Linked DNA regions of Mus musculus: all the other regions are linked to region 1. Evidence: chromatin loops called from intact Hi-C (ENCODE). Cell type or tissue: heart. All regions are shown on one strand.

Region 1 (4,000 bases):
CATCTGTAATGACATCTGTAGCCCTCTTCTGGTGTGTCTGAAGACAGCTACAGTGTACTTACATGTAATTAAAAAAAAAAAAAAAAAAAAAGCCGGGCGGTGGTGGTTCATGCCTTTAATCCCAGCACTCAGGAGGCAGAGGCAGGTAGATTTCTGAGTTCAAGGCAAGCCTGGTCTACAAAGTGAGTTCCAGGACAGCCAGGGCTACACAGAGAAACCCTGTCTCGAAAAACAAAACAAAACAAAAAGATGGAGAGAGAGAGAGAGAGAGAGAGAGAGAGAGAGAGAGAGAGAGAGAGAGAGAAAGTTGTATAGATACCAGGGCGGCACCCTTGTGGCCTCAGCTCTGGGTGAGCTCTATCCAAAGCTAGAAAGATCTTTGAAGCTTGCCGGTCACCCAGTCTGACGAGAGTCAGCAGGCTCCAATTCAATGAGTAACCTTCTCTCGGAAAACAACAACAACAACAATAACACAAAATAAATACCTGTGGGCTGGAGATGGCTCCGCGGGTAAGAGCATTTGCTCTTGCAGAGATTCTGTTCCCAGTGCCTAGATGGTGGCTCCCAATGAGCTGAGTTCCAGGGGACCCCCATGCTCTCTTCTGACCTCTGCCGGCAACAGGTATTCATGTTGTGCACATGCATTCAGAAGGGCAAAACACTCATAGAAGTCAAATAAATTTTAAAAAGCTAAAAGTTGGGGCTGGAGAGACTGATCTTCCAGAGGTCCTGAGTTCAATTCCCAGCAACCACATGGTGGCTCACAACCATCTGTAATGAGATCTGATGCCTTCTTTTGGTGTGTTTTAAGACAACTAGTATACACATATACATAAAATAAATAAATAATTTTTAAAAAGGTGGATGGTAACTGAGAAAGACGCTCAATGTCAACCACTGACTTACACACACACACACACACACACTCACGCACACACATGCACATACACACACATGTACACACATGTACATACAGACATGCACACACAGAGACATTCACACACACATGCACAGACACACAGATACACAGATACACATACATATACACATGAATACACACACAGATGGACAGGACAGATAGACAGATGGACACAGGGACACACACAGAAAAAAAAGTTATTGCTATTTAATCTGATGTCTGGTATCAAAGTAATACCCTGTATGCTCTAAGCAACAGCTCTAAGACAAAACTACACCCTTAGTCTTCTAAGAACTTTGTATAAGCTCATACGTTTCACCCCTTACAGCTTTCTAAGTCCCCATGTCACAGATGGGCACCGGAGAGAGGGTTCTTGGCCAATGCTCTTTCCCAAGGCATGCTCCAACCTCTCTGAACTCCTGGACTCACTCTGCGCTCCTTCCTGTCTGTAGGCCTGACATCTTCTACAGCAGTTTAATAAAATGGGTGTGGTCCTCATGTGTTAAGGTTGCTGAGACTCGGGTAGGTAAAATAAGTCACCCAGTCACACTATGAGGGAGGGAACAGCTTGTGAGCTTATCAAAGCTAGCCTCTGCCTCTCCGGTGCATGCCTTTTATTTAGTCCCTGGAGGCCTCTAGGTCTTACTGTTAGGGACCCTTAGGTCTAACTCCCATGGCCCTATGAACTGACTGAGTCCCTGGTGCACCAGTGTGGTACCCCAAGGCAAGGCTGACTACAAAGACTGCCCCCCTTACCCACCTCCTTTAGCCACAGCAGCTAGGGGTCAGGGGGCTCACAGAGAGGGCACACAAGGCCAGGCTGCAGCTATGATCTATACATACAGCCCAGCAACCCCCAAGGCCCATTGTCTCCCCGGGAGACAATATAGATAAAGGACCTAGCCTAGTGGGCTGCTTCCATCAATCTGTAGCCATGGAAACCCCTAGGGAGACAATTCCAAAGCCCTCCCAGTCACCCCCCTACACCCTGCAGCTGTGTCCCAGCCCCCTGCGGGAGGGGAACTGTTAGTAATTGCCAAACCCCCCTCCCCACTGCCACCTCCAAATGGGACACAGCTGGATCCCCCTCCAGTCCCCTCCCCCAGCAGAACTGATACTGCTTAGGCCTTAAGTTTCAAGCCTTCTGGGTCAGCTTAAGGTTCCAAGGTGATGAGAAATGCCCTTGATCCCAGGGTCAACTGGCAGAGAGAAAAGGCTCAATAGAATCCAACATATTAACTGTGATAGCATAGGTTTCCGGTGTGTGACTGCCCTCTTGTGGCCCGTTGGTGCAACTGTCAGCTGCTGCACTGGAGAGAGAAATGTCTTCCTGGTTATGTAACTACTGTTTCTGATGCCCGTGCCTCTTAGATCTTAGGCTCGCTCACCCTTTGGGGTGGGAATTCTTATCCTACTTATGAAGGCTTAAGCGGAGGCTTCCAGAGAATATTCAAAGAGGGAAAAAAACCAGGCAGTTAAGAGTGTCAACCTAAACAGTATTAACTCAAAATACTGGCCCCTGCCGTGACCTGCCTGCTGTAGGAGGGGAAGTGGGTTAGAGGGAAAAACTAAGGTAGACGCTAAGGTTCTTTCTCCCGGGGCCTTGGAGAAGGAAATGCAGGAGAATGTCAGCCTCCGAGGTGACACATGGCCCTTCCAGGGCCCTGACTCAGTATTTTCCCCCAGACACGACGCTCCAGAGACTGGGTCAGTGGCCCGAAACTATTTCTATCAAGGGGCTAACATCTACTCCCCCTTCCCCTTGTGAAGACGAAGCCTGACAGGAGGCGTGGAGCTGGACAGGGAGCATCTTTAATCTAACGAGGCAGGCAGAGCACGTAAACAGCCACACTATGGAACTGGTGTCCAGCGAAGATACAGCAGGATGGTGTGAACCGGGGTCATTGTCAGTTTCTGGGGATGGGCCTTAGCCATCACCACCCAACACCAGTGAGATCCCAAAGGCTGTCTGTCTGTTCTGGAACTCACAGAGAACTTGCCTCCCCACGGCTGGGAGTAAATCTGTGTACTGATCATCACACCTGTTTTTTCGTTTTCTTTTTCTTTCTTTTTTTGTTTGTTGTTGTTGTTGTTGTTTTTGTTTTGTTTTGTTTTGTTTTTTGTTTTTTGAGACAGGGTTTTTCTGTTTCACCCTGGCTGTCCTGGAACTCACTCTGTAGACCAGGCTGGCCTTGAACTCAGAAATCTGCCTGCCTCTGCCTCCTGAGTACTGGGATTAAAGGCATATGCCACCATGCCCTGCTCTTTGTTTCGTTTTTTTTTTTTTTAAGATTTATTTATTTTATGTATATGTGTTTATCTGCATGGACACGTACACGCCAGAGAGGGCATCGGATCTAGATCACACTGTAGATGGTTGTGAGTCACCATGTAGTTGCTGGGGATTGAACTCAGGACCTCCGGAAGATGAGAGGTCCCGAGCCATCTCTCCAACTCCCACACCCTGATTCTTTCCAAGCCCTTTGCCTAAAGTCAATGGCAACTGGGGCCACCTTGGTTTTGTTGGAGGCTGAGATCAAGGATCTGCTCAGACTGGGCCAGCGCTTGACGCTACTCCAGGTGACGCTACTCCAGGTGACACTACTCCAGGGCGTTGTGTGTGCCAGGCCGGGACTCCACCACTCACCTTCATGTGGACTCCACATCGACTCCAAAGTTTTACTTCTATTGCTCTGAAGCATAAGGCACAGCTGGGTTTGTGTATGTGTGTGTGTGTGTGGGGGGGGTTGTTTGTTTAGTTGGTTTTTTGAGACAGGGTTTCTCTGTATAGCCCTGGCTGTCCTGGAACTCACTTTGTAGACCAGGCTGGCCTCAAACTCAGAAATCCACCTGCCTCTGCCTCCCGCGTGCTGGGATTGAAGGCGTGCGTCACCACATCCGGTGTTTTTTCTTTTTTTTTTTTTTTCCTTAAGATGTATTTATTTTATGTATATGAATACACTGTAGCTGTCTTCAGACACACCAGAAGAGGGCGATAGATCTCATTACAGATGGTTGTGAGCCACCATGTGGTTGCTGGGAATTGAACTCAGGACCTCTGGAAGAGCAACTAGTGCTCTT
Region 2 (4,000 bases), 270 kb before region 1:
GCAGGGAATGTATGGCATCAGGAAAAGATTGCCAAGACAGGAAAAGCAGTGAGCCCATTTCTAGAAACACCTCCAAAGAGCTGTCCCCTGACCTCCACAACACAGAGAGGGAGGGGGAGGGGGAGGGAGAGGGAAACGTCCGGAGGGATGGACTGGGTGGGGCATAACTTTAATCTGATCAGGAGATGGAGCTAGGCCGATCTTTGTGTTCTAGGCCAGCATGACCTACAATAGTGAGTTCCAGGAAGAGGAGGCCGTGGGAGAAAGCTGAACCATGAAAGAAACACCAGGGGGAAGGAGGATTCTGGCTGGACTGACAAATGGGGCCGGAGGACAGGGTACCAGAGCTCAGCAGAGAGGATGAAGAGCCTGAGCAGGCTCCTCTGCTAGCACCGACCAGTGCAGACGTGCGTGCGCACGGACAGAAATCCAGGGCGAGCTTGCCTGCGTGGAGGGTTCACCGTGACGCGTGTAAGCGTGTAAGCAGGGGACGGCAGAGGGAAGGTGTGTGTCTCCTAAGCCTGCAATGGAGAACGGAGAACGACGTGGTGATCCCATCCATTTCCCGTTCCAGGAAGCCCGAGCTAGGCCTCTCCAGAACTTCTCCAGCCAGCTCAACACGCACAGAGTGGCTCCTACCCAGAACCTGTGCCCCAGCAAATGGTAGCAAGGATCTCCTCCCTCTCACCCAGTTCCCTTAACACTTGAGTAGGACCTGTACTTTGTTTGACGTGGCTTTCTTCCATGGCCGCCTCTTCCTGGAACTCACTATTGTAGGTCATGCTGGCCTAGAACACAAAGATCGGTGTATCTCCATTTCCTGAGTAGATTAAATGTATGCCCCACCCAGTCCAGCCCTCCGGATGGTTCTCTCCCCCGCTCCCCCCTCTCTTTCCCTCTCTCAGATCACCAGGTATGTACACCAAGGGTCTTTACTCGGTGAACTCTCTCTCTTGGGTCCTGGCACTGACCCTGTCCTGCCTCAGCCTCTAGAGACTTAGGCAGGGGCCAGTGCACTGGGCTGTGGTGACCTCTCCTTGAATACCATTGCAAGAGGAGAGAAATAGACTCAACCCTTAGATACAATAAGGGCCAAAGGAAGGCTTTGGTCCTAGAAGCTCAACAAGGGGTCTGTAGATGCAGTTAAAAAGGGAAGACACCAAGGTCAGTTGACTCTGGCTTAATGGCAGGCCAGGAGTTTTCACCTCCGAGGTGAAAGCTAAGGAGTTTCAAATGTCAAAGGTCAAATGTCAAAGGTCAAATGTCTAGGAGACCATGACTTAGTAAGATGTTGTTGTTGTTTTTCAAGACAGGGTTTCTCTGTGTAGCCTTTTGCTATCCTGGACTCGCTCTGTAGACCAGGCTGGCCTCGAACTCACAGAGATCTGCCTGCCTCTGCCTCCTGAGTGCTGGGATGAAAGCCTAAAGCCGTGTGCCACCATGCTGGACCACAGGATTTGTTCGATTGTTTTTGTTTGGTTTTAAGTAGAGTTAATTGTATTGAGAAGATGTAAGAAAGAACTCCAGAGAGTGTGAGGAACTCCATGGGAGGAACAACCAGGCTTCTTTCTTTGTTTGAGACAGGGGCCCACTCAAGGCTATCCTCCAGCCTCAACCACCCCAGGACTGTCATGACAAGTGTGCACCATGGAGTCTTCCTGTAGTGCTCTCTGCTAATACTCGATAGAGTAGGGCAGAGCCAAGGCCAAAGCTTAGCTGAAAATACGAGGACCCTGAACTGAAGTCTGGTCAAAGAGAATATTCATGAGACACATGCATTTATCTTGTATTCACACTTCTCTCTACCACTTACTTTTTTTTTATTTCTTTCTTTGTTTTTTGCATCAGAAGATTTCTTATTCTTGTGCAAGTGTGTGTATGTAGAGATCAGAGAACAACAGCTGAACAAAGCCAATTCTCTCCTTCCACACCCCTTGGGGCCTAAACAGCTCAGCCACAGCCAGTAGATGGCAGCACGTCACAGTACGAAGCCCTCAGGGTGATCCACTGTAATAGGAGTGGGAGGACTTGTGTTCTGAGTGGACCCAGCCAGGTGGACAGGATACAAAGGGGAGATGCTGGGATGCCCTTATTGACCACGTGACCTGAGGTGGGCTCAAGGCCCGCAGCAGGGCCTCACTTAGGAGCTGGCTAGGAATGTAGATTCTTTCTTTCTTTCTTTCTTTCTTTCTTTCTTTCTTTCTCTCTCTCTCTCTCTCTCTCTCTCTCTCTCTCTCTCTCTCTTCTTTCTTTCTTTCTTTCTTCTTCTTCTTCTTCTTCTTCTTCTTCTTCTTCTTCTTCTTCTTCTTCTTCTTCCTCCTCCTCCTCCTCCTCCCCTTCTTCTTCTTCCTTCCTCCTCCCCTTCTTCTTCTTCTTCCTTCCTCCTCCCCTTCTTCTTCCTCTTCTCCCCTCCTCCTCCTCCTCCTCCTCCTTCTTCTTTTCCAGTACTAAATACAAGGTCTTTATCTCTTCCAGATTAAACATTTTGGGTGGGCTGGAGAGATGACTCAGTGGTTAAGAGCACCAACTGCTCTTCCGAAGGCCCTGAGTTCAAATCCCAGCAACCACATGGTGGCTCATAACCATCTGTAATGATAACTGAATCTCTTCTGGGGTGTCTGAAGACAGCTATGGTGTACTTACATATAATAAATAAATAAATCTTTTAACAAAAAAATTAAAGATTTTGGGTATAATCATATAAAGATAAAGAATCAAGTTTTGCGACCTAAAAACATTTACTTTTTAAAACTATATTAAACCGTGGTGGCTCACGCCTTTAATCCCAGCACTCAGGAGACAGAGGCAGGTGGATTTCTGAGTTCGAGGCCAGCCTGGTCTACAACGTGAGTTCCAGGACTGCCAGGGCTATACAGAGAAACCTTGTCTTGAAAAACCAAAACCAAAACCAAAAACTATATTAATACTCTAGTAAACTATACAAAAATATAAGGTGACAAACATGTACATTTATAGAACTGCATATCAGTCAGGCCAGATCCTGCAGAAGGAATTCCCAGCATGGCCTCATTCATCTGTGAGGACACAGAGCAGTCCTTGTTTGGCCAGACACCATCTTCTCCTGCATGAGCTGCTCTTCACAGCTTGATGGCTTCCTTCCATAGTTGTCTACCTCTCAGGACAGACATTTACCTTCCTCATCCACCAGCCATTGGAGGAGGGCCTGGGCCACAAAGATGATTGATTCCACCCATTCTTGGTGGAGGGTTTCCTGATGGGAAAACAAAAAACAAAAAAACCCTACAAATCCTGCTATTCCCCCCAGAAGAAATCTGTTATGAAAGACAGTCTCCATGGGAACTGATTCTGGCTGCCCAGCACTTGACCATTTGAGATATAAACCAACTTTCCTCCATTTACCTGCTTCCTAAGGACAGAGAAGTCCGGACCTCCTGGGGTTGCCGTACCTAGCCTCTCTCCACAGATTCTTGACCCAATCCTCCCACCTCCAGCCAGAAATCAGAGTCAGAGTCAGAGTCAGGGCCAGCAATCTGTTTGTCAGGTCCCTGGGTGATTCAGATGTGTGTGGAGGTTTTAAAGGTACCTTTTCTCTCCAACTTCCTCATTCCAGGAATGGGGAAATTGAGACCAGATGAAGGAAGTGACTTATCACACCAGAGAGAGCCCAGGAGGTGGTGATGGAGTAGCAGAGGGGCGGAGAGATGCCTCAGCAGTTAAGAGAGCTTGCTGCGCTTTCAGAGGACCTAAGTTGGGTTCCCAGCACCCACATGACAGCCTACAACCACCTCTAACTCCAGTTTCAGAGATTCAGAGATTCTTTACATATTCTTAAAATTTCAATCTCTTTAAAATATCCATCTCTTTTAAAATTCAAAGTCTTTTTACAATTAATAGTCTCTTAACTGTGGGCTCCACTAAAACAGTTTCTTCCTTCAAGAGGGAAAATATCAGGGCACAGTCACAATCAAAAGCAAAAGTCAATCTCCAACTGTCCAATGTCTGGGATCCAACTCACGAT
Region 3 (4,000 bases), 90 kb before region 1:
GTCTACAGAGTGAGTTCCAGGACAGCCAGGGTTACACAGAGAAACCCTGTCTAAAATAATAATAATAATAATAATAATAATAATAATAATAATAATAATAATAATAATAACAATAAAATAAGAGGGTTTAAAAAAAGATTGATTTATTTTTATGTGCATTAGTGTTTTGCCTACATGTATGCATGTATGTCTGTATGAAGGTGCCAGACTCAAGTTTCACAGTTATGAGCTGTCACGTGGATGCTGGGAATCGAACCCAGGTCCTTTGGAAGAGCAGTCAGTGCTTTTAATTAAAGGCTCAGTGGTTAAGGGCACTTGGTTTTCTTCCAGAGGACCTAGGCTCGGTTCCCATCACTTACATGGTGGTTCACAACAATCTCTAACTCCAGTTCCTGGAGGATTCCTTGTCCTCTTTTGGCCTCCTCAGGCATTAGGCTATTAATAAACAATCCCTTATTAATTTGTCTACTATTTTCTATTAATCTTTTAAAAATTTCTTTTTACACTTATTCATGTGCGGTATACATGTGTTTCTGGACACATGCATGCTGTGCATGTGTGTAGAGGTCAGAGGACAGTTTTTGGAAGTGGGTTTTCTCTTTCCACCGTGTAGGTCCAGGGGATGGACCTCAATGCCAGGCTTGGTGGAAGGAAGCCTTACATGCTGAGCTGTGTGTCCAGACCCTCCAGTGGTTTTCCTATTAACTATCTACTATAACTTTTCTAGTGAACTCCAGGTCATTTCTTGCTTTCCTCCAGTGGGTCCTGACTCGCGTGATTACTCATTATTTTGCCTTATTGTGTTTTAGTTTTTGTTGCTAGAGACGGAATCCAGGGCCTTGCACATGAGGAGCAAGTGAGTTACTGCCCAGCCACACCCCAAACTATTAAAGCAAGCTGTTGGCCTGTTGCTTCCTGTTTTGTTTTTAGTTGGGAAAAAAGGTGAGAGTTAAGCAAAGACACACACATACACACAGGCACCCACATGCATACACACACATACACTATATACACACATGTATGCACGCATGCACAGGCACACACACATAGGCACACACACATATACCCCACACATGCATACACCACACACACACATGCATGCATGCATGCATATGCACACAATGCATATACATGCACACACAAACATGTAAACACATATAAACTATATACATGTGCATATATGTATGCATATGCACACACATGCACACACACACAAGATACTAATGTGTCCTAGTGCCAGGCATTGTACCTAGGGTCCTCCTCGCCTTGTCTACCCTGCACACCCAGGCCCTTGTCTACCCTGCACACCCAGGCTCTTGTCCAGCCTGCACACCCAGGCCCTTGTCTACCCTGCACACCCAGGCCCCTGTCCAGCCTGCACACTCAGGCCCTTGTCCAGCCTGCACACCCAGGCCCTTGTCTAACCTGCACACTCAGGCCCTTGTCCACCCTGCACACCCAGGCCCTTGTCTAACCTGCACACTCAGGCCCTTGTCTACCCTGCACACCCAGGCCCTTGTCCAGCCTGCACACCCAGGCCCTTGTCCACCCTGCACACCCAGGCATGGTAAGTAGATGGTGCTTATTTCACTTCAGAGATGACAGAGTGGAAGCACAGAGAGATTGAAGGACTTCGGCAAGGACACACAGCTGCCGAGTAGCCAGTATGAAACAACATGGAGAGATGAGATAAGGCTGGGCTTGTTGGTATCAGCTTAGACCATGAAGGGAGAGTTTGGGGTTGGGTTGGTTCTGTGAGCCAGAAAGGTCACACCCTGTCATGACGCTGAGATTTGGTTACTCTGGCTATAAAAGAACAGTATGAAGTCAGAAAGAGGAGCCTGAAGAAATCCCCCACAACACAAAGAACCTGGTGACGGAATGTTTGCCTAGCATGCACAAAGCCTTGGGTTTGATCTGTGGAACTGAAGACACCCACATCAGTAATGTCTTTCAGCTCCAAAGGATCCTATCTATCTATCTATCTATCTACACATGTATATTCATACACACACACACACACACACACACACACACACACACACACACACAGTTTGAGAGGGACCCTGGGCAGCATAACAAACTCCCTGGGATTGACTTGGTGGTCCCAGGAAACCTGGGTCTTTCTCTACTCGTCTGGGTCATTTTTGAGAAGTCCCTCGATCTCCGCGTTGGAAAGATGACAGCTAGACAACTGGTCCTGACTACAAGCCTCTGGGCAATGCTGGAAGGGAGGAAACTGCCAGGGGAGCCACGTCTAGAAGTCAGCGCTTCCCTCCTCCTGCCAACTCCACGTTTCCGCCAGCAGGAGGCACCAGCGAAGCGCCAGCGCGGGGTTCGCACGGGAACCTCTACAAGGACTTGTTCGTTTGCTGCAGCAAGGAAGTCAGAGAGCCCAAGCTCTGGAGCGACAGCCCTGGACTGCACCTCATTCTCCGCCTCTGTCCTTTAATGCTCGTGAGACTGGGTAGTCTGCTTGACCCCTCTGAGTCTCACATTCCCCGTGTGGGAAGTGAGGCTGGCCCTGAGAGGGATATTTGCTCCAAATTTAGAGGTTGAGGCAGACAGTCTTCTGGCACAAGAGTCTGCTCAGTTCAGATTCACCACAGCCCAACAGTGAGGCCAGGCTCCTCCAGCCAGGTGCCTGGTTTCTCCCTCACTCTCCATCTGGAATGTTCGCCCTTTCTGGAATCATAGCCTCTAAAACATTTAGACTCCATGTCTCCTCGCCTCCCGTTGCATTAAAAAAACAGAGAAAAAAAGAAAAAGATAACAAAGTAGAACTTATAGAACACACTTGCTTATTCTAAGCATGCAATTACATGATTTTCAGTAAGTTTACCAAGCTGGGCTCAAGATTTGGTTGACCAAAATCCTTTTATTTCAGGCTGGGTGTGGTGGCACACACCGGGTAATCCTAGCACTGGGGAAGGTGGGGGTAGCAGAGCAGGCCAAGGTTAGCCTGGGCTACACGGGCAGTTTGAGGCTAGCCACAGAACTTTTATTCAGCTGCTCCTGGAGCCCAGTGCTTGGCCACCCTCATGGGCTCACCACACTCATCACCAACCAGGGTCTTTCCGGTCCCTTCCTTCCTTTCCCATCTCCGGCCTCTCCACAACGTGGTTCCATCTTCTCCTGAGTGCTCTATCAGGACCCGACCAAAGGTTTGCTGAGTGAATCTAGCTAGGGACCGCCTAGAGCCTGCTGCCCTGGCCTTATCCTCCTGTCTTGTCGTCCCTCCAAATACACACATATTATGGTCTCTCCCCACCCCCGCCCTTCCCCCACTGGTTTTTCTCTTCCCCTTCTCCTCTCAAGATAACACCTGTGACCTCATCCCCCTCCTCCTAAGAATGTGCTCTCTGCTCTGCTGCAATGAGATCCAGGTCCTCCCCGCAGCTGAGATCAGTGGCTCTTAGGCTTCAGTCCCGGCCAATCCCCTCCTTTACTTAGCCAGCCTTCCCGTATGCAAGCGAAGGAGGGGCGTGACGCTCTGGTTGATAGGCAGGTGAGAGTTCAGCCTGGCTGGATCCACCACCTTCCCTCTCTCTGCCTCAGTTCCCTGGCCTGTAAAGTGACCATGACAACAACACGGAGCGCAGGGTGAAAGGTCTGAGCATTACGTGAAGATGAAGGCACAAGCTTGGTGCAGCGCAGAACTCAAGCCTAGCAAGCATCCAGCGCTATAAAGCACTACCATCAGGTGGGCAGACTGTCATTCCATGTATGTCCACCAGGGGCGCTCTGACCCACTTCACAAGATCCAGGGAAGTGGCTCCACAAGACTGCTAAATCTGCTTTCATTTGACCTTCAATATGTGATGTGTGTCACCACACTGTGCCTTCTCAACCCTCTTCTTGCTTCCCAGTCACATGACGCACGGGGGCGGAGGGCTAAAGGATATCAGTCCCCTACCTCCTTCAAACGCTGCCTGAGAGAGAGAGGCTGACAGTGTCCTGTTCTTGTGTACCCTGTGGCCCCCACGACACATGCTAGTGG
Region 4 (4,000 bases), 80 kb after region 1:
GAGCCGTAGACATGAGAGCCTGGGAGCTGGTAGGGCTAGGTGAAGGGAGAAAGGAAGGAACCAGGGAAATGAGAGAGTGAGAGAGTGGTGAGTCTGGAGGTGAGAGCCATGCTGTGCTTGATCTGGGGGTGTGTGCTGTGCACTGAGCCTGGATCATACAGAGGGCCTTGTGTGTGTGGGGGGGTCCTATGTTGGAGATGACATATGAAGATGGTAACGCTCACTTAGGAGGGCCTGATCTCCGGGGCACACAGATGTTTGTCCTGGGGAAGGCCTGAACTATCTGTGGGCTTGACGTCCTTTTCTCTCCCCGACAGACAACCGCACTTACCACTTCCATGCAGAGGACGAGCAGGAGTGTGAGGCGTGAGTACCCGTTCTGGGCCAGCAGTGGGGGATGGGCAGCGCATGGGGCCCGGGAACTCATCCACACCCAGTCTCCTGTCCCCAACCCGCCCATTCCATCCGCACAGATGGGTGTCAGTGCTGCAGAATAGCAAGGACGAAGCCCTGAGCAATGCCTTTCACGGGGAGCCCAGTGGCGGCCAGTGGTCTTGGGGCACCCGACTGGATACGGAGCCCCACGACCTAACCAACATGCTTGTCGCTGAGGTGAAGAGCAGGCCAGGGAATGACCGTTGCTGCGACTGTGGGGCTGCAGGTCAGCGGTGGGGAAGCTTTGGTGGGAGGCCTGGAGACCGGGACTCTGGGATGGAGGCTCCAACCACTCCCCTCTGCAGACCCCACGTGGCTCAGCACCAACCTGGGCGTGCTCACCTGCATCCAGTGCTCCGGTGTCCACCGGGAGCTGGGCGTGCGCTTCTCCCGCATTCAATCGCTCACCTTGGACCTCCTGGGCCCCTCGGAGCTGCTGGTGAGAGCGGGAGAGAATGTTAGGGGGCCTGGAGGCGGGGCTTAGGGAACTGTAGGGAGGGACTAAACTTTGAAGGGTGAACCTTGCCAGGAGCTATGTCCTTGTCCTAACGTGTGATTTTACTCGCTGACTCCCGCTCCTGCTGTGCTGTGCCTCCAGCTGGCTTTGAACATCGGAAACTCCCACTTCAATGAAGTCATGGAGGCCCACCTGCCCTCCCACGGCAGCCCTAAACCCTCTGCTGAGAGTGACATGTACGGATGGTTTCAGAAGTTGGGGTTTGCTAGCTCCCCAGTATCCAGGGTCTGAGAGGGATCTGGTGTCAGAAGGCTGGGGAGAAGGGAGCCCTCTGAAGTTAGCAGGACACCAGACTCACCTGGAGAGTGGTTCCAGAAGTTACTATGTAGAACATTTTCTGAGGTCCGGTGATTGTCTGTTGTCTCCCTAGGAGCAGCCGCAGGAACTACATTGTAGCCAAGTATGTAGAACACAAGTTCGCACGCCATTCCACACCAGATCCCCAGAAGCTACGGACAGCCATCTGCAGCCGGGACCTCCTCTCCGTCCTGGAGGCCTTTGCCAATGGGCAGGACTTCGGACAGCTGCTGCCAGGGCCTGATGGGCAGGTGAGAGCCCCTCCCCCAGGGGGCTTCTGAGGAGTCCTATTTCCTTGTCTGTAAAATGGGTTAGCCTTGGAAGCTGGGAAGGCCAGGTTTGATTAGAGTCATGAAAGCCACTAGATTTTGGTGATACGTTCATGAGATAGGAAGGAAGGATTTCATCAGTAGGATTCCTGTGACTGATCAAACATTTAATGTTTATGAGACTGGAGAGTGGCCTCCGCAGCTGAAAGCACTGGCTGCTCTTCAGAGGACTGACATTCAGTTCCCAGTACCCGCATGGAGGCTCACACAAACGAAGGCAATCTTTTAAAAACAAAACAGCTGGCTGTCACTGGCCTGGGATGTAGCCCGGTGATTAAGGGTCGGGAGCTTGCCTATGAGGCTCTGCATTGTCGCCAGCACTGAAGGAGACTGTGATGGCTCTGAATTGTACAACTGAAACCGTCACAGGCCCCCCAGTGGGCAGTGGGGGAATAGCACTTGATTGAGCACTTGGGTGATGTGGGCAGCACAGCAAGCTAGGGAACAGGAGGCCAGAGAGACCTCAGTGAGGAAGTGGGAGAAAAGGGGAGGGCCGGCCAGATTAAGATTTGGGAACCACTGAAGGAAGCCATAAAAAGACTGCTTGGGCCTTCCCACGCTTCCCTAATGTGAGGGTCTATCCAGACATCTCATCCTGATGACATCATATACAGAGATGTTGGGGCAACAAGGGATCAAGAGGGCAGGTGGCAGGGGAAACTCAGCCATGTGTGTGTCCAGGCACCAGGAGAGCTCGCCCTGCACTTGGCCATCAGAGTCGCCAGCCATGCTTCCCTGCCGATAGTGGACTTCCTCATCCAGAATGGGTGAGAGCCTGCCTGCCATCAACCCTCGCTGATCCCGACTCCCTCCTTGCCCCACCTCTCTCTTTCCCTGGGACTGGGGATCCCCCACCCCTACTCCTTGCCTGCCTGTTTCCCTCCTGGAACCTCCCTGCAACCCCCTCCTCCTAGTGGCCACTTGGATGCCAAAGCTGCAGATGGAAACACCGCCCTGCACTGCGCGGCGCTCCACGGCCAGCTAGACTGTCTCAAACTGCTGCTAAGAGGAAGGGCTCCCGTGGGGGCAGGTGCGTCGCTACACCTCCTCCAGACTCCTTTCTGACCACTGCGGATGGGGCCTTCTGCCCTCACAGACCAGAGCATTGACAGCAAGCACACCTTATGCAGGCATACTCCCCCTGGCTTGCTTCTGCCCTACTCCGGGGTTGTCATTCAGTGGGTCTCAGCTTCCTCATCTATAAAATGGGAGTTTCACAGAGCTAGTAAGCCTGCTAGTGTACAGGGAACAAAGCAAATTCTAGTTGAATCTGGGTTCTAGTGATGTAACTGTTGCCTGCTTACTAGATAGCATGTATCTGGTCCCATGATAAGTGATCTATATACTGTTAATCAGCCAATCCTCACAGCCTGGAGAGAGAGTTTCATGTATCCTATTCATTTAAATGAGACAGTTAAGACCCAGCGGTACTAAGCAGACCACCTAAGACCATACAGGAAGTCAGAGAACCAGTTTTCATACTCAGCCAATCTGATTCCAAGGCCCATATTAATCTCTAAGCTGCAGCGTCCCCTTGATCTGACCATGGTCTGGACTTGCCCTTCACAGTAAATGATGCTGGAGAGACAGCCCTGGACATAGCCAGAAACAGACAGCACAAGGAATGTGAAGAGCTGGTGAGTCTGACCGGAGAGGCTGCCCTCTAACCCTTCCTCAGCCTGCCGGCCCTCTGACACGCAAGCCTTTGTTCTTGGCAGCTGGAGCAGGCACAAGCGGGGACGCTTGCTTTCCCTCTGCATATGGACTACCACTGGGGACATTCCATGGAACACGGCTTTGACAGTGAGGAGGAGGAGGAGGAAGAAAAGGTAGGGTCAGCCCCTCCCCCTCGATTGTACCAGACAGGAGCCATATTGGGCCTGCTGTGGGAAGAGGAAGGCTGACTGTGGAAACCAAAGTGGCCCTGTCTCCGCAGCACTGCCCCTCGAAGCCCCCAGCGCAGGCCTGCTGGGGTAGTGTGAGGCTGGACATCAGCAACAAGACCTATGAGACCGTTGCCACCCCGGGACCAGCCACCACTCAGAGCCAAAGTGAGGACAGTCCCCCACCCCTGCCCATCAAAAACTCTTCTCGGACCATAGTCCTCGGGCGAGCCGGACATTGCAGTGGAGGTACAGTTGGCTTCCCAGAAGTATCATGATGAAGCCGTTCACTGAGAGACCGCTATGTGGGGCACTGAGCTGTGTGTGCATGGCAGAGCTAAGGGTGGCAGCCCGTGCCTGTAATCTCAGCTCTCAGCAGGTGGTTGGAGGGTCAGGAGTTCAAGGCCAGCTTGGGTTCCTTGAGACCCTGAGAACAGCAGAGCGAAGGGTGGCAAGACCATCCTGCCATCAAAGTTCCCTTAGGGTTGCTGTCCCTTCCTTCAGGAAATGGAGATGTTCAGTGACTTTTTAAGCTTCTG
Region 5 (4,000 bases), 190 kb before region 1:
GTTACCACACATACACTGCAGGGCTTCCTGCAGGCTGGGCCTACACAAGAGAAGGTAGTCGTAGATTAGAAGCAAAGCCAGGGGAGAGAAGCCTTCCTGGTTTAAGAAGCCCGCCCGGAGGCCTTCAGCCTTGGGCAGTAACAGGGGTTTGATTCTGAGCAGAGAGAAAGTAAAGGCAGAAAGAAATCTCAGGCAGAGGGGTAGAAAGTTGGCCCCAGGGAACCGGAGAGAGATGGTTCAGCGGTTAAGAGCCTTGGCTGCTCTTCCAGAGAACCAGGGTTCAATTCCCAGCACCCACATGGCAGCTCGCAACTGTCTGTAACTCCAGTTCCAGGGGATCTGACATCCTCATACAGCCATACATGCAGACACAACACCAAAGTGCATAAAACCAAATAATTAAAAAAAGAAAGAAAGAAAGGAAGGAAGGAAGAAAGGAAAGAAAGAAGTCTCCATCCCAAGGCTGAGAAGGAGAACTTGGTCTAGAACTGGCACGCCTGGTTTCTGACCCAATCCCAAAGCCTAAGCATGGTACAGGTGGGCTGGCACTGGGTTTAGGGGTTGGAAGTGTAGGGGCAAGGGAAGGCAGGGTGGTCCCTGTAGCCTTCCCCCTATGTCTCCGAAGGCTAACTGCATCTTTCCAAGGTCTCAGGTGTCCCTTTCCTGGAATTCCCCTTCCCTGAGTCCTGCCCCTAGAGAGAGCTGGAGGAAAACCGCTGGAAACAGGCTTTCAGTCCCACCCACATCCCATCTTATCCATCTTCCCTCTCCTCCCCTCCTATCCAGCCCCTATCCAGTCTTCTCAGCTGTCTGGCTCAGTAAGAAATTCCCGAGGCCTCTGGAAGCCACCCATGTCCCATGAGAGCCAAACTCCTTTCTGCCATCTTCTACCAAAAACTGGTGCTCTAAGCTTTCCCAGTTCCACAAGGCTACCTGCTGTTGCTGCTGTCACTGACTCCAAACGGGTCCCCAAATGAACAGGTGTTGGGACTCCCAACACAAAAGAATATCAGGCTGCCTGGCCCCTCCCCATCCTTAGCATCCTCCAAACTCCGGAAGCTTGTGCTACCTGCCTCTGAAGTGTCTTAAGGGCGCCCCGCCCTCCCGCTGGCTCCCACCTTCCAGCTCTGACCCTGACTGCCCCTCCTCACGGTAGGATGATCACATAGCATCTTTCCACACCTCTGACTCTGGGGTTCCTCTTTCCACAGGGAATGCACCTGACACCCTAAGCTAGGATCCCCTTCCTTCTAAGCTCTGGGGACTCCCACTCCACCCGGCTCCCACTCTCCAAAGGATGACCGTCGTCTCCCATTCTCCACAGTGGGAACTTGGGTTCTGAGCCAGGGTCATCACATCCCTACGGTGGCATTTGCTGCCTTGCCCCACGGCTCGCACCTGCCCACAAAGGGGCATTGACCCTGGAAAGCCTCCGCCCCACAATGGGGTCTCCCACTGCCCAGCGCGCAGCCGCTCTCCCGCCACGCGCGCAGCCCCTGGCCCGGCCGTCCCGGGACTGGACAGCGCCCTCCGGCCACTCCCCACCGCCACCCCGGGACCCTCGCAGCCTCGCTGAGCGAACGCCTGGATACCTCACTCCCAGTGGCTTCCGAGACCGTTCGGGCGATTCTCCCCTTTCTCCCGCACAGGCACACACTCTTCCCCCTCGGCCGCCCCCGCCGGAACTTCCGTTCCAGTCCCGGGAACCCAGCCATCCTGCTGCCGGAAGTAGCCCGGCCAGCAGTACGGAACCCGGAAGCGAGTCCGGCTTTCCAGGTAGAAGCTGCCATGTTGCCCACAGTGGGACCACTCCCTGTGATGCGACGCTGCCACCTACAGCGTCTGGACATGGCACTGGATTCCCAGATGTCCTACCAGCTAAGCCCTCCTGGTGGACCTGCGTCCTGGAGGAGAGGCATTCCTCAGTATTGTTTAGCATAAAGTTAGCCGTCTTCCCATCCCCGTGGAGCAGGGTGCACTTCCAGGTGTGGTCTTGGATGTTCCCCACTGTCTTGTTTCATTAAGATACAGTTCACTGCTTAGGTCTCCAGTGCGCAGTATCGTATGCTTAGGTAGTGAAATGGTTACTTTAGTGGAACTCTGTGAAGTCTCAGAGATTGGCTTCCCTCTCAAAACTGGTGAATGCTTTTAGCCACACGTCTCCTGTCGTACTTTAGATTTGTCTCTTTATTCGTCTTGCTTCTTGTTTACCCTCCATACTGTTTCTCAAGCTGTAGCATTATACACCCTGACCTGAAAAGACCTGAGTTCACCCCGTCCTCCACTCTTATCTTTAAAGATGAGGAAGCTAAGGCTTGGGGAAGGAAGTAAATATATATCGACCTCAAGATTACACTGTGATCTCTCTTTCCTGACCGGCTTCCTCAGCTATAAAATGATAATAACCACCTGCTATTTCATCACTTTGCTGTTAAGCTTCAAGGAGGCCACGTAAACTTGCTTTGAACACTAAAATCACAGTGTGAGAGGCCTTACCCACTTGAAGAAGGACCCTGGGAAAGTCCGTAGGCCGTATCAGGATACTGACACACTGGCAGGGTTGGCTCGGCACTGTCCTTGACAAGTGATGCCTTGCAGGCTGCACAAAATGCCACCAGCTGTGAGCTAAGAACAAAAGGGCTTCATTTGGTCACCACTGAGTCACACTGGTAAAGTGAAAATTGGACTTGGAGTCCAGGCTGAGAGACAAGCTGAATTGAAGGACTGAATTGTAGAGAACCTTTAGGGACCAGAAAACAGGAAATGAGTCACAGGGGTCCCCTCAGCTGCAGAGGACTTCCAGATTAACCTACACTAGTTTTTTTGTTTGGTTTTGTTTTTTTCCCACCCTGCGAACCCAAAGCAATACAAGCTTGGGCAATCAACAAAAACACCTCCCTCCTGACAGAGAAGCAGCTTGTTCTTGTATTCAGGTCATGGGATGGTGCTTAGAATATGGAGATCAAGGGACCACAGCAAGCCAAAGACCTAGAAACGGATATCACAAAAGAAAGAGGAATAAAAACCGAGAAGAAAGCAACACAGCTAACCAGCCCCAGTGCCTGCAGAACCCTGCTGGGTTGGTCCGTGGATGAATACAGCCCCTGTACTTTCTTCACATGAGCCACAGTGGCAAGTGACGCTTCCAATCTTCAGGCTCAGTTCCAGGAGCTACCTGTGAGCTACAAATGAGCTAGTGGAACAAATGAGCTAGTATTGTAATGTGTTGGGTGTTGCGTGTGAATGACATGCATCCATGTTTTGAGCACACGTCAGAGTACGAACTCAAGACATCAGTCCTCAGAGCTGGCTACATAGACCAGACTGGCCTTCAGCATACAGAGATGTACCAACTCTGCCACTCAAGGACTAGGAATAAAGGTGTGGACCACCACGCCCAGCACTCGGTTATTGAGGCAGTCTCTGGTTTGCTGTTGTATTGTGTACTCCAGCCAAGCTGGCCCGAGGGCTTGAGGGCAATGTCCTGTCTGCCTAGCTCACTGCGATCACAGACATGTGCAGTGTCCTGTGGCTTCTCAGCCTGATTCTGGGAATTCTTGTCAGGCTTGAGCAGCAAACACTTTACCCACAGGGCCTTAGATTTATTTATATTTAAGTACACTGTTGCTGTCTGCAGACACACCAGAAGAGGGCATCAGATCTCATTACAGATGGCTGTGAGCCACCATGTGGTTGCTGGGATTTGAACTCAGGACCTCTGGAAGAGCAACCGGTGCTCTTTACCACTGCGCCATCTCTCCAGCCCCTTCTCTGGATGCTAGAAACCCATTCCAGGGCCACACACATTCTAGGCAAGCACTGTCCCAGAGCTACACCCTCACCAGCAGCCCTTCTAGTCTGGAGGATTTTCTGAAAAGCAGGTTGGAGCGAGTCTGAGGGCACAGAGCACTGTTCACATTCTAGTGTACCTCAGAACCTCGATTCCTAACAACCAAAGCCCGTTTCTCCAGATTGAGAGAAAGCGGCAGGATCCTCCGGA
Region 6 (4,000 bases), 200 kb before region 1:
CACTCACTCATATACTGCGAGCCCAGCCCAGCTGCCCCACAGGCTACCTCCGTGGCAGGTCTCTAGCCCACCTGAAAGCCCCAGCCCAGCTTCCAGTCTCATCAGCTAAGGCGTCATCTCCAGTGTGGTAGTCCCCAGGAACCCCAGCTCCCCTGGAGTAGCTTAGAGAGCGCACTCATCCTCTTGACTAGCAACCCGGGCTCCACGGAGGAAGACCCAGCATAGGGACTGAGTGTGAGGAACCTGGGCCATTTCATCCAGAAAACCCCGCTGCTGACTTAATGCTGCTCTTCCATGTATAGTTGAGGAAGTAAGTCACTCGCCACCCTGGGTACAGATGGCAGATTGGGTCTCAGCCCATTGTGTCCCATGGAATCCTTTTTCTTTCTCCCCAATACCATGTGGCATCCAGGTAGAGGAATGGCGGGTGGCTGCTGTGCCCTGGTCTGTGCACCCCACCCCCATGGCTACCTCCCTATAGCCCATCACCAGTCTCTAGAAGCAGAAATTGAAGCTCACAGAAGCTATACCTCCCAAAGCAGGTAGCCAGTGAACAGCAGAGTGCGGACTGGAACATGGGCTCAGGGCCCTGCCATTACTGTCACCTGATAGGCACATGGGCAGGGGTGGAGGGTGGTACATCACCTGGTCATTTATCAGGATGGTCATCTTTGTCATTCAGGCCAGGCATGGGGATGAGGGAGCAGTTGGCAGTTTAGGATTTGCAGTGAGCCAGCCAATTGCAAATGAGCTTCCAAAGAGTTACATAGTCCCTGTGTTTCCTGAAGTATCAAACTAGTACCTTAGACCTACAGATCACAGATCCACCTCCCTCTGGAGGACGGGCTTCTGATTCCAGTCAGCATGGGGAAGAAGGAAATGGGCTGAGGCTGGGGCTGCTGGAGGTGCTGGCTGGTTCTGGAGCGCAGTCTTGCAGCCACTGGGTAATGCTGGTCCCTTCCACTGAAACTGTCGGGGTAGAGTCCAAGAGGAACACAGCGCCTCTGATGGGCAGAGTCCCTGCTTCAGAGCCCCAGTGTCACATGCTGGTGGCTCTGGGCTCCTCTATTAAGTATCTGCTTACTTCTCCAGGTTGCCAAGAAGTTGTACTCGATGGGCTGCTATGAGATCTCCCTTGGGGACACCATCGGCGTAGGTACCCCAGGACTCATGAAAGACATGCTGACTGCTGTCATGCATGAAGTGCCTGTGACAGCATTGGCTGTCCACTGCCATGATACCTATGGTCAAGCTCTGGCCAACACCTTGGTGGCCCTGCAGGTAATGAAAGCCGTGCGCCCATATTCCCAGAGGGCATGGGGCAGGGAAGTACCATTTCATCGTATTTATTAATAAAGTATTGAGGCAGATGTCTATGAGGCCACAGATGGCGGCACACACAGGTTAAGGGAATGGCTTCCCACAGAACATAACTGAGAGACTTAGAGTTGGTCCTTCCCTTCCACCATGTAAGGCCTGGGGATTAACCTCAGGTTATCGGGTTTGGGGGCAAGCACCTTTACCCTCTGAGCCATCTTGCTGGCCCATTACAAATCCTTCTGAGAATTCTCCAACCTCTCATTTCTTTGACACTATTCAAAATAAAGCCCCCCAAAAGAGCTGTACCTAGGATCTACCACTCTGGGACTGGAGGGGCTAGACTGGTGGCCCGGAGGAGCGAGCCTCTCTGAGGAGAGCCCCAAAGGGTGAAATTGAGTCAGGAGCCAACCATAAAGGGGTAGAGGAAGTCCTCCAGCAGGGAGAGCAGTGCCACAGAGGAGACTGTGTTCCAGGGAGAGAAGCTCTGACCCTCAGTGGGTTCCTCTGACATTGGGGCAGGAGGTGTAGGAGGCGGCTCCTCAGGCAACAGCCGCCATTCACCGTCTTTATGTTTCCAGATGGGTGTGAGTGTTGTGGACTCCTCTGTGGCAGGACTTGGAGGCTGTCCCTATGCAAAAGGGGCATCAGGGAACTTGGCTACTGAGGACCTGGTCTACATGCTGAATGGCTTAGGGATTCACACGGTAAGCCAGCCTGCCCCCTGGTGGTGACATCCCTCAACTACCCAGGGCTTACCTAGAGTCCATGGACTGATGTGCCCGGCATGCTTAGGGTTGATGGAGCTTAAGCAGGGCTTGTGGAAGCTTTCTGTTTCTGAGAGTTATCTAGGAGAGGTGAGAGTGAGCAATCTGGAGTAGGAGCCCTTGTGGGGTTTGAAGTCCTGACAGAGCAGCCTGGGGTGTGTGTATTAATAACCAGTAGACAAGGGCCTGAGCAGGAGAGGCTCTGTTGGTGGCCTTAGAGGGAGGAGATTAAGACCCCAAGGGTGAGAATGAGCCAACCAAAAAAGGGAATGAAGAGAGAGGTCTCCGGCAGAGGAAACAGAGAGGAAGCAGCGTGGCAGAAGAGAGGTTGGTCTGCTTGGATATGATCATGAGCATAGGAGGCCAAGATCCCAGGGTGACATCCACACTTCAGTCGCAGGAGGCCCCCAGAAAGTGGAAGGAGCCCTAAGAGGGGGCAGCTTTGTGACCTGCAGTGAGTCACTTCCCCCAGACTGTTTTCTCTATGAACAAGGGCACACTGTGAAATTAGCCACACAGGGCTCCACTGGACTCTGTGGGACCTCGGTGGTGGCACAGAGGTCACACTACATCTCAGCTTTGAGGTCTGATGGTTGAAAGCCCAGATCTCTTCCACCCCGGCTGCTCGACTTCCAAGTATTTCATCTCTGTAAACCCGAGTAACAACGGTGCGTGTGCTCTCCACTGTCACAGGATTAAGAAAACGCATGGCCAGAAGCATAGGTCAGTGGAGACACCCTGGACCAATCTGTAGCATCAGAAGAAACTGTAGCGTGCTTGGCACTCAGTAATGGCCGGCTAGCAGATTGGACTTACTGTTACAGTCGAGTTGGGTGAGGGAGTGGTCTAGTAGGTGAGACCTTCTCTAGCATTAGCAATGGTCTGGGGACAGTCTCAGCACAGGGAAAGAGACACAAAGGCCAACGAATGGACATCACAGTTCCTGTGGGGCAGGCTGGACCCTGAACATGGAGATGGGACACCACTAATAAGGTCCCTTCCACAAACCGCCTGCTGGAGACAGCCCCAGACAGTGGTCACAACTGTTGCAGGAGGGGCCTGTTTGCTGTCATCTTCCCCTTCCCATGTCAACAGCTGTCTATGGTCTGTTTGCCTTACTTTATTCCTTACTTCTTCAAGGGTGTGAACCTCCAGAAACTTCTAGAAGCTGGGGACTTCATCTGTCAAGCCCTTAACAGAAAAACTAGTTCCAAAGTGGCACAGGCCACCTGCAAGCTCTGAGACCCTCGTTCGCCTGAACCAGAACGGAGGGAATTGGGTGTATACAATGATTCCTGGATGAAGAGATGGAATGAGAGCAAATGAGCCGGCATCACAGAGGTCCCTGTCCCTGATGATAAGGGCTAGAGCTGCCTGGCCTGGGCCAGCTCCCCAGAGCTGTGCCTAAGCACTTGCTTGGGATGGCCCTGGGTGAGTCTGCCTGCCAACAGAGCTGATGTCCACCGCCGCAGGGCCTTTGTTCTACCTCTGAGGACAGAGAGCAGTTTCCCCTTATGCCAGCAGAGCATTTGCTGGAATGGTGGGGGTTGATCTGCATCTGTGGTCATCTGCCAACGAAATCTCCACTCTGTGTGTGATTTTTTTGAAAACAGCTTATGTAATTAAAGGTTTAATTTTCTAATATAACATTCAAACGTGTGTTTATGGGTGGAGGAGTAAAATTGCTCTGAGGGAAGAGGGAAGGTTTTGTGGCTGGTTCATCTTTGGATCTCTTCCATCGCCACACCCAAGCCCCCAGACCACTGACTGGAAATCATTGCTGTGGGGAACACCCTAGGACTCGCTTCTGAGAACGTGCCTGTTTCCAGAGCAGGAAGATAGATCAGGAAGATAGATCTCTTACTGGTCTGGAACTAGCTAAGGAGACTAGGCTGGCTGGCCAGTGAACCCCAGGG

The links. Peaks named below come from ENCODE experiments on the same cell type or tissue, not always from the same donor. Only the 100,000 strongest peaks of a DNase experiment are listed, where the experiment ranks them.
Region 2: it touches region 1 in a loop (2.2-fold over the local background); 2 of 42 quality-filtered maps call a loop at or near these places.
Region 3: it touches region 1 in a loop (5-fold over the local background); 41 of 42 quality-filtered maps call a loop at or near these places.
Region 4: a loop joins it to region 1, with 2.3 times the contacts of the local background. A loop is called at or near these places in 4 of 42 quality-filtered maps.
Region 5: it touches region 1 in a loop (2.1-fold over the local background); 7 of 42 quality-filtered maps call a loop at or near these places.
Region 6: a loop joins it to region 1, with 2.2 times the contacts of the local background. A loop is called at or near these places in 9 of 42 quality-filtered maps.

The regions. Positions count from the first base shown.
Region 1 is chr4:136,158,110-136,162,109 of GRCm38, forward strand. No RefSeq gene overlaps it. Among named protein-coding and RNA genes, the nearest start is that of E2f2, 12 kb to the right of the region's middle. In heart, CTCF peaks have their summits at 604 (motif pointing left) and 2,215 (motif pointing left); a DNase peak (open chromatin) is centred at 2,142; H3K27ac peaks cover 922 bases.
Region 2 is chr4:135,888,112-135,892,111 of GRCm38, forward strand. No RefSeq gene overlaps it. Among named protein-coding and RNA genes, the nearest start is that of Cnr2, 5.1 kb to the right of the region's middle. In heart, a CTCF peak has its summit at 1,961 (motif pointing right); a DNase peak (open chromatin) is centred at 2,000; H3K27ac peaks cover 248 bases.
Region 3 is chr4:136,067,815-136,071,814 of GRCm38, forward strand. No RefSeq gene overlaps it. Among named protein-coding and RNA genes, the nearest start is that of Rpl11, 16 kb to the left of the region's middle. In heart, a CTCF peak has its summit at 2,302 (motif pointing right); DNase peaks (open chromatin) are centred at 2,277 and 3,737; H3K4me3 peaks cover 342 bases; H3K27ac peaks cover 1,965 bases.
Region 4 is chr4:136,237,859-136,241,858 of GRCm38, forward strand. It overlaps Asap3 (ArfGAP with SH3 domain, ankyrin repeat and PH domain 3), which reads left to right. Exons shown (of 25, transcript NM_001008232.2): 13 at 318-366; 14 at 474-661; 15 at 741-874; 16 at 1,034-1,128; 17 at 1,323-1,500; 18 at 2,260-2,345; 19 at 2,493-2,608; 20 at 3,148-3,215; 21 at 3,297-3,407; 22 at 3,515-3,710. Among named protein-coding and RNA genes, the nearest start is that of Tcea3, 8.1 kb to the right of the region's middle. In heart, a CTCF peak has its summit at 1,961; DNase peaks (open chromatin) are centred at 1,453 and 1,963; H3K4me3 peaks cover 881 bases; H3K27me3 peaks cover 4,000 bases.
Region 5 is chr4:135,970,926-135,974,925 of GRCm38, forward strand. Lypla2 (lysophospholipase 2) reads right to left here and starts at 1,669. Exons shown (of 10, transcript NM_011942.1): 1 at 1,593-1,669; 2 at 1-40. The coding sequence starts at 12. In heart, a CTCF peak has its summit at 1,870; DNase peaks (open chromatin) are centred at 1,716 and 2,606; H3K4me3 peaks cover 1,964 bases; H3K27ac peaks cover 2,943 bases.
Region 6 is chr4:135,958,885-135,962,884 of GRCm38, forward strand. Hmgcl (3-hydroxy-3-methylglutaryl-Coenzyme A lyase) reads left to right here. Exons shown (of 9, transcript NM_008254.3): 7 at 1,093-1,281; 8 at 1,899-2,024; 9 at 3,225-3,784. The coding sequence ends at 3,326. Among named protein-coding and RNA genes, the nearest start is that of Gale, 2.8 kb to the right of the region's middle. In heart, CTCF peaks have their summits at 2,049 (motif pointing left) and 2,255; DNase peaks (open chromatin) are centred at 596, 1,987 and 3,497; H3K4me3 peaks cover 304 bases; H3K27ac peaks cover 625 bases.